2 separate regions of the Homo sapiens genome follow, and region 1 is linked to region 2. Evidence: read pairs that join two places in POLR2A ChIA-PET (ENCODE). Cell type or tissue: A673. All regions are shown on one strand. Each heading gives the region's core, and the rest is flanking DNA. Links, peaks and the distances in the headings are about the cores only.

Region 1 (5,377 bases), core at 188-5,187, 350 kb before region 2:
TGATGAAAATATTCTATGTCGTAACTATGATGGCAGTTACAGGACTGGATGTATTTGTCAAAACTTACTGCATTATACACTTAAAATTGATAAATATATTGTATATAAATAGTACCTCAATAAAACTGGTTTTTAAAATGGAACGAAAAGAAAAATGTAAGTTTGAGAGCAGGTATATTAGTCTGTTCTCACATTGCTATAAAGAAATACCTCTAGCATGGCCAATATAGGGAAACCCCATCTGTACTAAAAATATAGAAATTACCAGGTGTAGTCACATGCTTGTAGTCCCAGCTACTCACGAGGCTGAGGCACAAGAATCACTTGAACCTAGGAGGCGGAGGTGGCAGTAAGCTGAGATTGTGCCACTGTACTCCAGCCTGGGTGACAGAGCGAGACTCTGTCAAAAAAAAAAAAAAAAAAAAAAAACCGAGACTGGGTAATTTATAAATAAAAGAGGTTTAATTGGTTCATGGTTCTGCAGGCTATACAGGAAGCATAGCAGCTTCTGCTTCTGGGGAGGCCTCAGGAAACTTACAATCACGGCAGAAGGCAAACAGGGAGCCGGCACTTCACATGGCCAGAGAAGAAGGAAGAGAGCGGGGAGGTGTTACACACTTTTAAACAACTAGGTCTCATGATAACTCACTCACTATCATGAGAATGGCACAGAGAGGATGGTGCTAAACCATTAATAAAGGATCCACTCCCATGATCCAATCACCTCCCACCAGGCCCCACCTCCAACCCTGGGGATTACAACTGGACATGAGATTTAGGTGGAGACACAGATCCAAACCATATCAGCAGGTGTCTGTCACCCCACTTCCTCCGACAATGCAGTTAAACAGAAGTGCCACCATGCATCAGCACTAGTTACTAGGAAGGGCAACCACATGCCAGATAGTGGAAACTTCAAGGACTTTCTGCTAATTGTTGATTAGACTCGATTAGAAGAGAAATAACAGGAGGCTGAGGCAGGAGAATCATTTGAACCCAGGAGGTGGAGGTTGCAGTAAGCCAAGATCGTGCCGTTGCACTGCAGCCTGGGCAACAGGGCGAGACTTCATCTCAAAAAAAAAAGAGAGAGAGAAATAAACTAGGACCAAGGAAGTAGCTTGGTCTCCAAGAAATAAGTAGAGATCCTGGATACACACAAAACCTGCTAACTTGCAGAGGCCAGGACAGGCCCTGAATAAGCATGGGACCCTCCATTTGGAGTTCTCAGCTGCTCTGGAATGGTGGTATCTGAGGGCACCCCTTAGACCTAGAATTTTCACCAAGCTTAAGGCCTCAGGTAAAGACAGTGGATTTTCTTCTTCTTTTTTTTTTTTTTTTTTTTTTTGAGACAGAGTCTTGCTCTGTTGCCCAGGCTCGAATGCAGTGGTGCAATCTCAGCTCACTGCAACCTCCAACTCCTGGGTTCAGGCAATTCTCTCTGCCTCAGTCTCCCGAGTAGCTAGGATTACAGGTGCCTGCCACCACGCCTGGCTAATTTTTTTGTATTTTTAGTAGAGACAGGGTTTCACCATCTTGCCCCAGCTGGTCTTGAACTCCTGACCTCGTGATCCACCCACCTTGGCCTCCCAAAGTGCTGGGATTACAGGCATGAGGACCGCGCCTGGCCGAGGGTGGATTTTCTTAAACCTCCTGGGCAGGCCACATGCCCTGGAAATAAGACAGGCTGAGAACTGAAGGAGCCTTTCCTGAAGAATGGGTCAATAAGTAGCCAACTCCAGACAGCTGGTTCTGCAGAAGCAGCGGGGCAGCAGCAGCAGCAAGAAGGACCAAGCAGAAAGAGGAGGCCCCTGATCACACAGGAGGGCAGCACAGCCACCCCAAAAGGGCTCCAGTGAGGGCCAACAGGACTAGCTGAATTCCAGATAAGCCCAGGGCACTGACCACACGCACTCGGCTTCGTTCCCCAAACCCTATGAAAACAACAGTGAAGACTATGAAAGGCATAAATTGCTTTTATGGGAGAATGGGAAGGGAGCAAGCAGCAGATGAGATTTCAACAACTTTTGGAAAGGCAGGAAGTGAAATAGTCACAAAGGAGGGGCCAGAGGGGAAGCAAGCTATATGTCCCATTGGCATGCGCAGGCATGAGGGACCACGGGAGGCTGGGGTAAGGCATGGAGCTAGAAGCAGGGCTGCAAGTTTGAACAGGCTGTTGGGGTCCTGGGTCCGCTCCCAGCACCTACCCACCCACCCAAGAGATCATATCTCCCAAAGCCACTCTTCACCAGAGAGTGGCAGTTTATTCTAGAGACTTTACCCATAAAGGCTGAGGAGTCAGGGACCAGACGTAGCAGAGGCCAAGTGGAGGCATGAGGCTAAAATCAGGAAGCAGGTGAAGTATTCCTACTCACCTGGGTGACCCTGTCCCTCTCCCCACACTGGTTCTCAGACACCAGCAGAGGAGTATGCGCACCCCACCAGCCCTGCAGAAGGCTGGTGAAGTCTTCCCTGGAAAACTGACAGATACCCCCAAAAAGAGACTTCCACACATACATTTTCCCTAGCAGTCAAAAAGTGAGCCTGAGATCTGATCACTCTACAGAAAACCCTGTGGTCAGGCCTTGGGAACTATAACTTCTAGTGGATATTTTCCACATATCCCCATTTTCTTTCATTTTTTTTGAGACAGAGTCTCGCTCTGTCGCCCAGGCTGGAGTGCAGTGGCGCAATCTCAGCTCATTGCAACCTCTGTCTCCCGGGATGAAGTGATTCTCCTGCCTCAGCCTCTCGAGTAGCTGGGTTTACAGACATGCTGAGTCACCACGCCCAGCTAATTTTTGTATTTTTAGTAGAGACGGGGTTTCACCATATTGGCCAGGCTGGTCTCAAACTCCTGACCTCAGGTGATCCATCCGCCTCGGCCTCCCAAAGTGCTGGGATTACAGGCATGAGCCACTGTGCCCAGCCAAATTCCCATTTTCAACAATGCCCTGCCCTTGCTTGAAACCCAGGCCCCCAGTGCCTGAGTTCCAGAAGACCTTGACAATAGTGAGTGCTCAAAAGGGCGAGATCGTTCTTTCTTATTGTTGTTCTTACGACTAATTCTCATCAAAACTCTTCTTCGTAGATGCGCAGATTTAAGTGTCCTCTACTCTGTCACATCAGCCTTCCTAACTCGTCTTCATTTTCTACCTTAATATATTTAGGGTGCGTTTGTGTGCAAGTGTGTATAAAAATATATGCCTTCTCATTTCATCAAAACTGGAGATTTATGTTTCTATTTCTTGTGTTCCTGGTCATTTTAGATGATTTCCAAGATATGTCTTTAATCTACCCTCTTAAAACTAAATAATTAAATGACCATATTTCTAAAATGTAGCATTTAAAGGGAACATGGCTTTTAAAATCATCACGGCATACAAAATATCATTATTAAATGGATCACTTTGTGCTAAAAGTCAATCATTTCTATTGTCATAATATTCAGCAAATGTCACCAAAAATCACTAGAGGTCCTTAGCTATCAGCAGCTGCTTATGGAGAGACATTTCTTTAACAGTCCAGGTTGCCACTAACTGCCACATAAAAATCCAAACATACTTCATATGACTTGGTTTCCAGGTCTTTAATGTAGTCCTCGGCACCAGGCAGGCTCTTATAATATGCCATGTTCCTCTTCATCATTTCGTCATCAGGATGCTTCAGTAGAAAGGTGTGAGCAGCGGCGATGGCTTTGGGGAGATTATTTGCCTAAAAGGACAAAGAACATAAAAGCTACTCCATGGATGCTAAGTGGTAATTTTTGTAAAACAAGAATATCTGCTTAGTCCTTCAGAAACTTTGTGTTGCTATAACTTTTCCAGCTAAAGGTTCCATGACTTCCAGGGCCCCTCAAGACCAAGTCCAGGCACTGTGAGACAAGTGCTGATTTCCTGAAAGCGACTGTCTGGATGGCCTCGGTCTGCCTTTCCCAATCTACTCTGCACTGGCTACATGCCCCAGGAGGCTGGCCTGTGTGGACTATAACAACAGACTCCCTCGCTCTCTGGCTTCCAAAGAGGTTCACCCATGAGGAGCCCCAGTAGATGACTGAGGAAGGGAAGAGAGTAAGGTCATGTTATTTCATTTCCTGGTTCCCTCCCTGCACAGTCCTCTTGGGCTGCTATGTCCCTTAATTGAAGATCACAGTTCTTCTCAAGGTGACCCTCTCCATAGAGTCTCCCTCCTTCCCGGTTTCAATCACTGCTCTCTCCCCTGCCCCTTTTGGCCTAGGGTTGGTCATATCCCACTGCTATCACCCCTGTGGCAGAACACTATCTCTTGTGGATTCCCCATGCACTGCACACACCTTTGTAAATAACCACCTTCTTAAACTTTCCTCCAATTACCCAATATGACTGCACCATATCTTTTCCACTGGCACCTTGACAAATATATTGTTTTCCCAAATCCCCCACAGACCTTCTGCTAACATTCTCAATGACTCCACCACCTCCTCACTTATTCATCCATTCATGCAGCAATAAACGTCATATTACAAGAGCACCATTTCTAGGTTGTGGGTCTATAACAATAAGCAAAACAGGAAAAAAAAATCCCCACCTGCATGGACCATATATTCTGTTAAGTTCTCCCTGTCTCCTAGTGGCCTCAATTAAGAGCCTCTCTGTTGGGCTAGTTCTGGGTTCTGTCTTCCCGCATTTTACGCCACCCTACAATCTCAGTGGTACGTCTATCTCCCCCATCAGACTATGATCCTCGGGGGACCCAGCTGTGTGTCATTCATTATCTGGATTCCTGGTGCCTCACACAGTCCTCAGGACAAGGCAGGACACAATAAGTATCTGTGATTTGAACATAATGACATTATGACCATAAAATATAATAAAATTAATTCACATTTTCCTCTCTTTTCCCCTCTGTCTTCTCTCCATTGAAGGGGCCAATGATTCTGAGTTTCACTGTCTCAGGGGAGGTAGATATCTGGTCAGAACCAGCAAATTATTCACTTGAAAAAAGCCTGCACTCACAAAAGAGCCTGACAGGTTTGAGGGGAGAAAGAAATTGGAGAGGAGCTGCAGGAAGAAGCTGACTGGCCTGGGAGAAGAAGAGGGAGAAAGGGAATCTCCCAGGCTAGGAAAAAAGTTTCCCTTGGGATCTGTGAGAGCAGCAGGGCTGCGGGCCCCGGAGCTTCAGGGCTGGCACTTATCGGCAGTGTTCAAGACGGCAGAAGTCCTCAGGAAGAACAGGTATGTTATGGCAGGACCTCAGGAGGGCAGGCAAATAAGGATGCAGAGGCCTCCCTGTGAGGACTCATGACCACCAACCAGAGGGCCCCCATGCTGATGGACTCTTGGCACAACCTAGTAGGGAGAAGGGCAGGCACCTGTGCATGTGCACAGAGACTCAGCCAATC
Region 2 (5,377 bases), core at 178-5,177:
ATTTGGATGGGCTGGATCGGGTGGACAGGCTGAAACACTGGCTTCTTTCTCACTTCAGAGTGTGTTTTCACTGCAGGGAGCAGCTGATTCCTTTTGATGATCTGTAAGGCCAGCTGAGTATTACCTATAAAAACACTTCCCGTTAAAAAACAAAGCACAGAACAATACTGCCACACACAAAGCAAGACATGAAAATCCTGCTGGGGAGGTAAAAGATGATCTAGAAGAGCTGTCATCTGCAGCCTTGGCTGTATACTGGAATCCCATAAAGCCTCCATCTTATCCCCAGAAATTCTGATTTAAGCGATGTAGGGCATGGCCCAGGCAATGGAATTTTAAAAAGCTTCCCAGTGATTCTAAGGTATAGCCCAGGTAGAGAACTTGTTATAGGTGGGCTGTATAAAAGAAACAATCATCTGGGAGGGTTGGTTCATGCCTGTAACCCTAGTACTTTGGGAGGCCAAGGTGGGCAGATCGCCTGAGCTCAGGAGTTCGAGACCAGCTTGGGTACCATGGTGAAACCCCGTCTCTACAAAAAAATACAAAAATTAGCTGGGCATGGTGGTGCATGCCTGTAGTCCCAGCTACTTGGGGGGCTGAGGCAGGAGGGCTGCTTGAACCTGGGAGGTCAAGGCTGCAGTGAGCCAAGATCACGCCACTACATTCCAGCCTGGGTGACAAAGTGAGACCCTGTCTCAAGACAAACAAAAAACAATGAAACAATCTAGGGCAATGCACTAACCCTAATCACATCTTTAAGGAGGCTAAGGCCCGCTGGGTGCCAGGCACTAAAGACCCCTTCTTCAGCTATTAAAAAAAAGGGAGCCTTGTAAGAGTTCCCAAGGTCAACAAGGAGTTATGCCTTAGAACATTGGGTTTTTTTTGAGACAGAGTCTTGTTCTGTGGCCCAGGCTAGAGTGCAGTGGGGCGATTACGGCTCACTGCAACCTCCATCTCCCAGATTCAAGCAATTCTCCTGCCTCAGCCTCCAGAGTAGCTGGGATTACGGGCATGAGCTACTGTGCCCAGCCTTTTTAAAATTTTTTATTTTTTAAAAAAGAGACAGGGTCTCACTATATTGCCCAGGCTGGAGTGCAGTGACTGTTCACAGGAGCAATACTGCACACTATAGCCTTGAACTCTTGGCCTTAAGCAATCCTCCCGCCTCAGCCTCCAGAGTAGCTAGGACTCCATGCTTGGCTGTGACTTCATTTATGTCCCTTTTTTTTTTTGAGACGGAGTCTCGCTCTGTCGTTCAGACTGGAGTGCAGTGGCACGATCTCGGCTCAGTGCAACCTCCGCCTCCGGATTCAAGCAATTCTCCTGCCTCAGCCTGCTGAGTAGCTGGAACTACAACTGTATGCCAACACGCCCAGCTAATTTTGTGTATTTTTAGTAGAGACAGGGTTTCACCATGTTAGCCAGGATGGTCTCGATCTCCTGACCTCATGATCTGCCCGCCTCGGCCTCCCAAAGTGTTGGGATTACATGCATGAGCCACCGCACCTGGCCTATTTCTGTCCCTTCTAATCTCTCTCATTCATGTCTCTTTTCTACTTCATGCTATCTCATATTTAGAGCCAACAGCCTTTCTTCTAGTGAGATACATCTTGGAGATCGTATATGCCCTAGAGGCATGACCTGAATTTATGTTTGAATAAATAATTCTCAGCAAGAACTGGCTTACTGTAAAACTTGTTAATATGTGTTCAAAATACTATGGTGTATAACTCAAAGCAACTGCATTCTAACTCATGTTCTCAGTCATTTAGCTGCCTAGGAGAAAGGTTAATTAATAGTGATTAATTATAATTAAGTGTCTGAAGTTATGATTCTGTATTTTCTCAGATAAAAGGAGATAAGCTTAACTTGTAAGGAGTATTTGTAGGATACCAAAAACTCCCTAACTATATCTATCAATTTATCTATTTATCTATCTATCTATCTAGATAGATATAGGTATTTATTATTATTATTATTTGAGACAGGGTTTCACTCTGTCGCCCAGATTGGAGTGCAGTGGTGTGTCTCGGCTCACTGCAACCTCCCACCTCCCAGGCTCAAGCGATTCTCCTGCTTCAGCCTCCTAAGTACCTGGATTACAGGCATGCGCCACCACGCCTGGCTAATTTTTGTATTTTCAGTAAAGATGGGGTTTTACCATGTTGGCTAGGCTGGTTTCGAACTCCTGACCTCAAATGATCCACCCGTGTCGGCCTCCCAAAGTGCTGGGATTATAGGCGTGAGCCACTGTGCCCGGCCTATTATTATTTTTTTAGACAAGGTCTTATTCTGGCATGATCTCAGTTCACTGCAGCCTCAACCTCCAGGGCTCAAGTGATCCTCCAATCTCAGCCTTCCCAGTAGCTGGAACTACAGGCGCACACCACCACACCCAGCTAATTTTTGTATTTTTTGTAGAGATGGGGTTTTGCCATGTTGCCCAGGCTGGTCTTGAACTCCTGAACTCTGGTGATCAGCCCACCTCAGCCTCCCAAAGTGCTGGGATTATAGGCATGTGCCACTGCGCCCAGCTCCTAACTATATTTTTATGTAGAAGAATTTGATGGGTCGTCGCTCTGGCTCACGCCTATAATCCCAGCACTTTAAGAGGCCGAGGCAGGCAGATCACCTGAGGTCAGAAGTTCAAGACCAGCTTGGCCAACGTGGTGAACCCGGTCTCTACTAAAAATACAAAAATTAACCAGGCATGTTGGTGGGTGCCTGTAATCCCAGCTACTTGAGAGGCTGAGACAGGAGAATCTCTTGAACCTTGAACCCGGGAGGCGGAGGTTGCAGTGAGCTGAGATAGTGCCACTGCACTCCAGCCTGGGTGACAGAGCGAGACTCCATCTCAAAAAAGAAAAAAAAAAAAGAATTTGATGGGTCACCTATCTTCAAGGAAGGCAAATTTCTGACTCTGAAGAGAAAAAACAGACATTAAAAATCTCAGCCTTGCCGGGTGCGGTGGCTCACGCCTGTAATCCAAGCACTTTGGGAGGCCGAGGTGGGCAGATCATGAGGTCAGGAGATCGAGACCATCGTGGCCAACACGGTGAAACCCTGTCTCTACTAAAAATACACAAAATTAGGTGGGCGTGGTGGCGGGCGCCTGTAGTCCTAGCTACTCAGGAGGCTGAGGCAGGAGAATGGCATGAACCCGGGAGGCGGAACTTGCAGTGAGCCGAGATCGCGCCACTGCACTCCAGCCTGGGCTACAGAGCAAGACTCTGTCTCAAAAAAAAAAAAAAAAAAAAAAAAAATCTCAGCCTTGGCTGAGCATGGTGGCTTATGCTTGTCATCCCAGCTACTAGGGAGGGTAAGATGGGAGGACTGCTTGAGCCCATGAGTTTGAGAGCAGCCTGGGCAACAAAGCGAGACCACATCTCTAAAAAAAATTTAAAAAATTAGTTGGGCTCAGTGGCGTGCACCTGTAGTCCCAGCTACCTGGAAGGCTGAGGTGGGAAGGCTGCTTGAGCCTAGGAGTTTGGAGGCTGCAGTGAGCTCTGATGGTACCACTGCACTCCAGCCTGGGCAACACAGTGAGACCCTGTCTCCCAACCAAAAAATCTCAGGCTCTTTCAAGGGATAAAGTCCTAAACAGAGAGAATTACTCACCATTCTGCAGTTCAAGGTAGACTGCCAGCAAGATGGCCTCAGGGGGCACCTCTTTAGGATGGATCATTGAAGCCGCCTTTGCTCAAAACAGAAAGATGCCCGTGAAAAAACAAAAGCTTAAGATACACACTCCAAGTACATCTGCCAACCAACAAGGTAACAAACTTATTCAAGCTCATTCCCACGTGACTTCCTAGGGACTACCTGTTGTTCTGCTCTGATGAGCCTCAGTTCCTTTTGTCTTAAAACCTAACAATTAAGCTAGACATGTAATACTCTGGGTTTTGAGATGGGTGACTGGACACCCCGATACTACAGTCAACCATCCAATTCTGCTGGTGGCTTTCACAACAGACACATACAGTTGCAATTACATCAAAATCTGCATGCCCATTTGTTTTCCTAAGTAACACTTCAGTATTACAAACTGTAAGTTGTCAATGTCAGGAATAATAATTCAAACTTATAGTAATACAGAAAAAACGTACCACGTAGCATGTTTGAGGTCTCCATTCTTAAGGACTGAAACACACTTCAATTTAGTCCAATAAAATAATTTACTAGTTTAGGCAACATGCTGCCCTTAGATCTGAGTAAGAGCCATAGCATCGGCCAGCAGTTTCTCTCTGATCCAGTCCTGAAGAAGGAAGCCTGGACTGCTCTGGACAGAAGTGCTGAAATTACAGGTTTATTTCCTCAGTCTGGGCCTCTTTGAGCTACAGCCAAAATATTCCTCACCTTATTATCAACTTGTACTTCCCCATCTAGTTTTAGTTGCTCATTGCTTCCAGACAGCTCTGCCTCTTCTCTTAATCTAATCAGATAATAGACTTCTACAAATACTTATTGAACAGAGGTGGGTATGGAGATAAGACAGGGACTTCCCCTGATAACAAACAAGCATGCAAATAACTAACAATAATCCAAACACAGTTACGTAAATGCCAGGGAGAAAGGCAGTGAATGTGCTGTGAATATGGAGAGAAAGGAAGAAGTTTCTTTCAAACAGAGCTTTGGGGTAAGGGAGGCCTGCTTTAGTCCTTGCAGGGTAGATATCTCACAGGTAGAAAATGGGGAGAAATGGTACTGAAGGTAGCAGCTTGAACGTGGGAGATGTTGGGGAAGACCAGAAACGTGTACTAGGTTGGTTTCTGGCAGCATTAGGAGAAATCTCAGACTAGCGGGGCATGTTGCCCAGAGCATGTGCTTCTAAGAAGTTCCTCATGAATGAGGTGGGGAGGCTTTTATTCCTCTCGCCACAACACTGAGGTATAACAACTCTTTTCAGAAAATGAGATTTTATATATCTAAGCCTAGCTTTCTAGGCAAGCTGTATAGGCAAGATCGTCTTTATACCATTTTGTGGATTTTTTTTTTTTGAGACGGAGTTTTGCTCTTGTTGCCCAGGCTGGAGTGCAATTGCACGATCTAGGCTCACTGCAACCTCCGCCTCCTGGGTTCAAGCGATTCTTCTGCCTCAGCCTCCCAAGTAGCTGGGATTACAGGCTCCTGCCACCACGCCCAGCTAATTTCTTGTATTTTTAGTATAGACGGGGTTTCATCATGTTGTCCAGGCTAGTCTTGAACTCCTCACCTCAGATGATCCACCCGCCTTGGCCTCCCAAAGTGCTGGGATTACAGATGTGAGCCACTGTGCCCGGCCCATTTTGTGGATAGTAAAATCTCTGTTTTCCATCCAAGTGGCTAGTAACACATTTTATTTACTGTTTTTTTCAATGACCACAGTCTGAAGCTTTTT

Evidence for each region. ChIA-PET counts read pairs that join two places held together with the same protein. Peaks named below come from ENCODE experiments on the same cell type or tissue, not always from the same donor. Only the 100,000 strongest peaks of a DNase experiment are listed, where the experiment ranks them.
Region 1: POLR2A ChIA-PET joins it to region 2 with 7 read pairs; 2 of 35 experiments call an interaction of 5 or more read pairs at or near these places.

What each region holds. Positions count from the first base shown.
Region 1 is chr3:33,118,678-33,124,054 of GRCh38, reverse strand. It overlaps CRTAP (cartilage associated protein), which reads right to left. Exons shown (of 7, transcript NM_006371.5): 2 at 3,562-3,711. Among named protein-coding and RNA genes, the nearest start is that of CRTAP, 7.4 kb to the right of the region's middle. In A673, for the core only: no CTCF peak of the experiment used is centred there; no DNase peak of the experiment used is centred there; H3K27ac peaks cover 638 bases.
Region 2 is chr3:32,768,204-32,773,580 of GRCh38, reverse strand. CNOT10 (CCR4-NOT transcription complex subunit 10) reads right to left here. Exons shown (of 19, transcript NM_015442.3): 18 at 3,619-3,694; 19 at 1-124. Among named protein-coding and RNA genes, the nearest start is that of CNOT10-AS1, 33 kb to the right of the region's middle. In A673, for the core only: no CTCF peak of the experiment used is centred there; no DNase peak of the experiment used is centred there.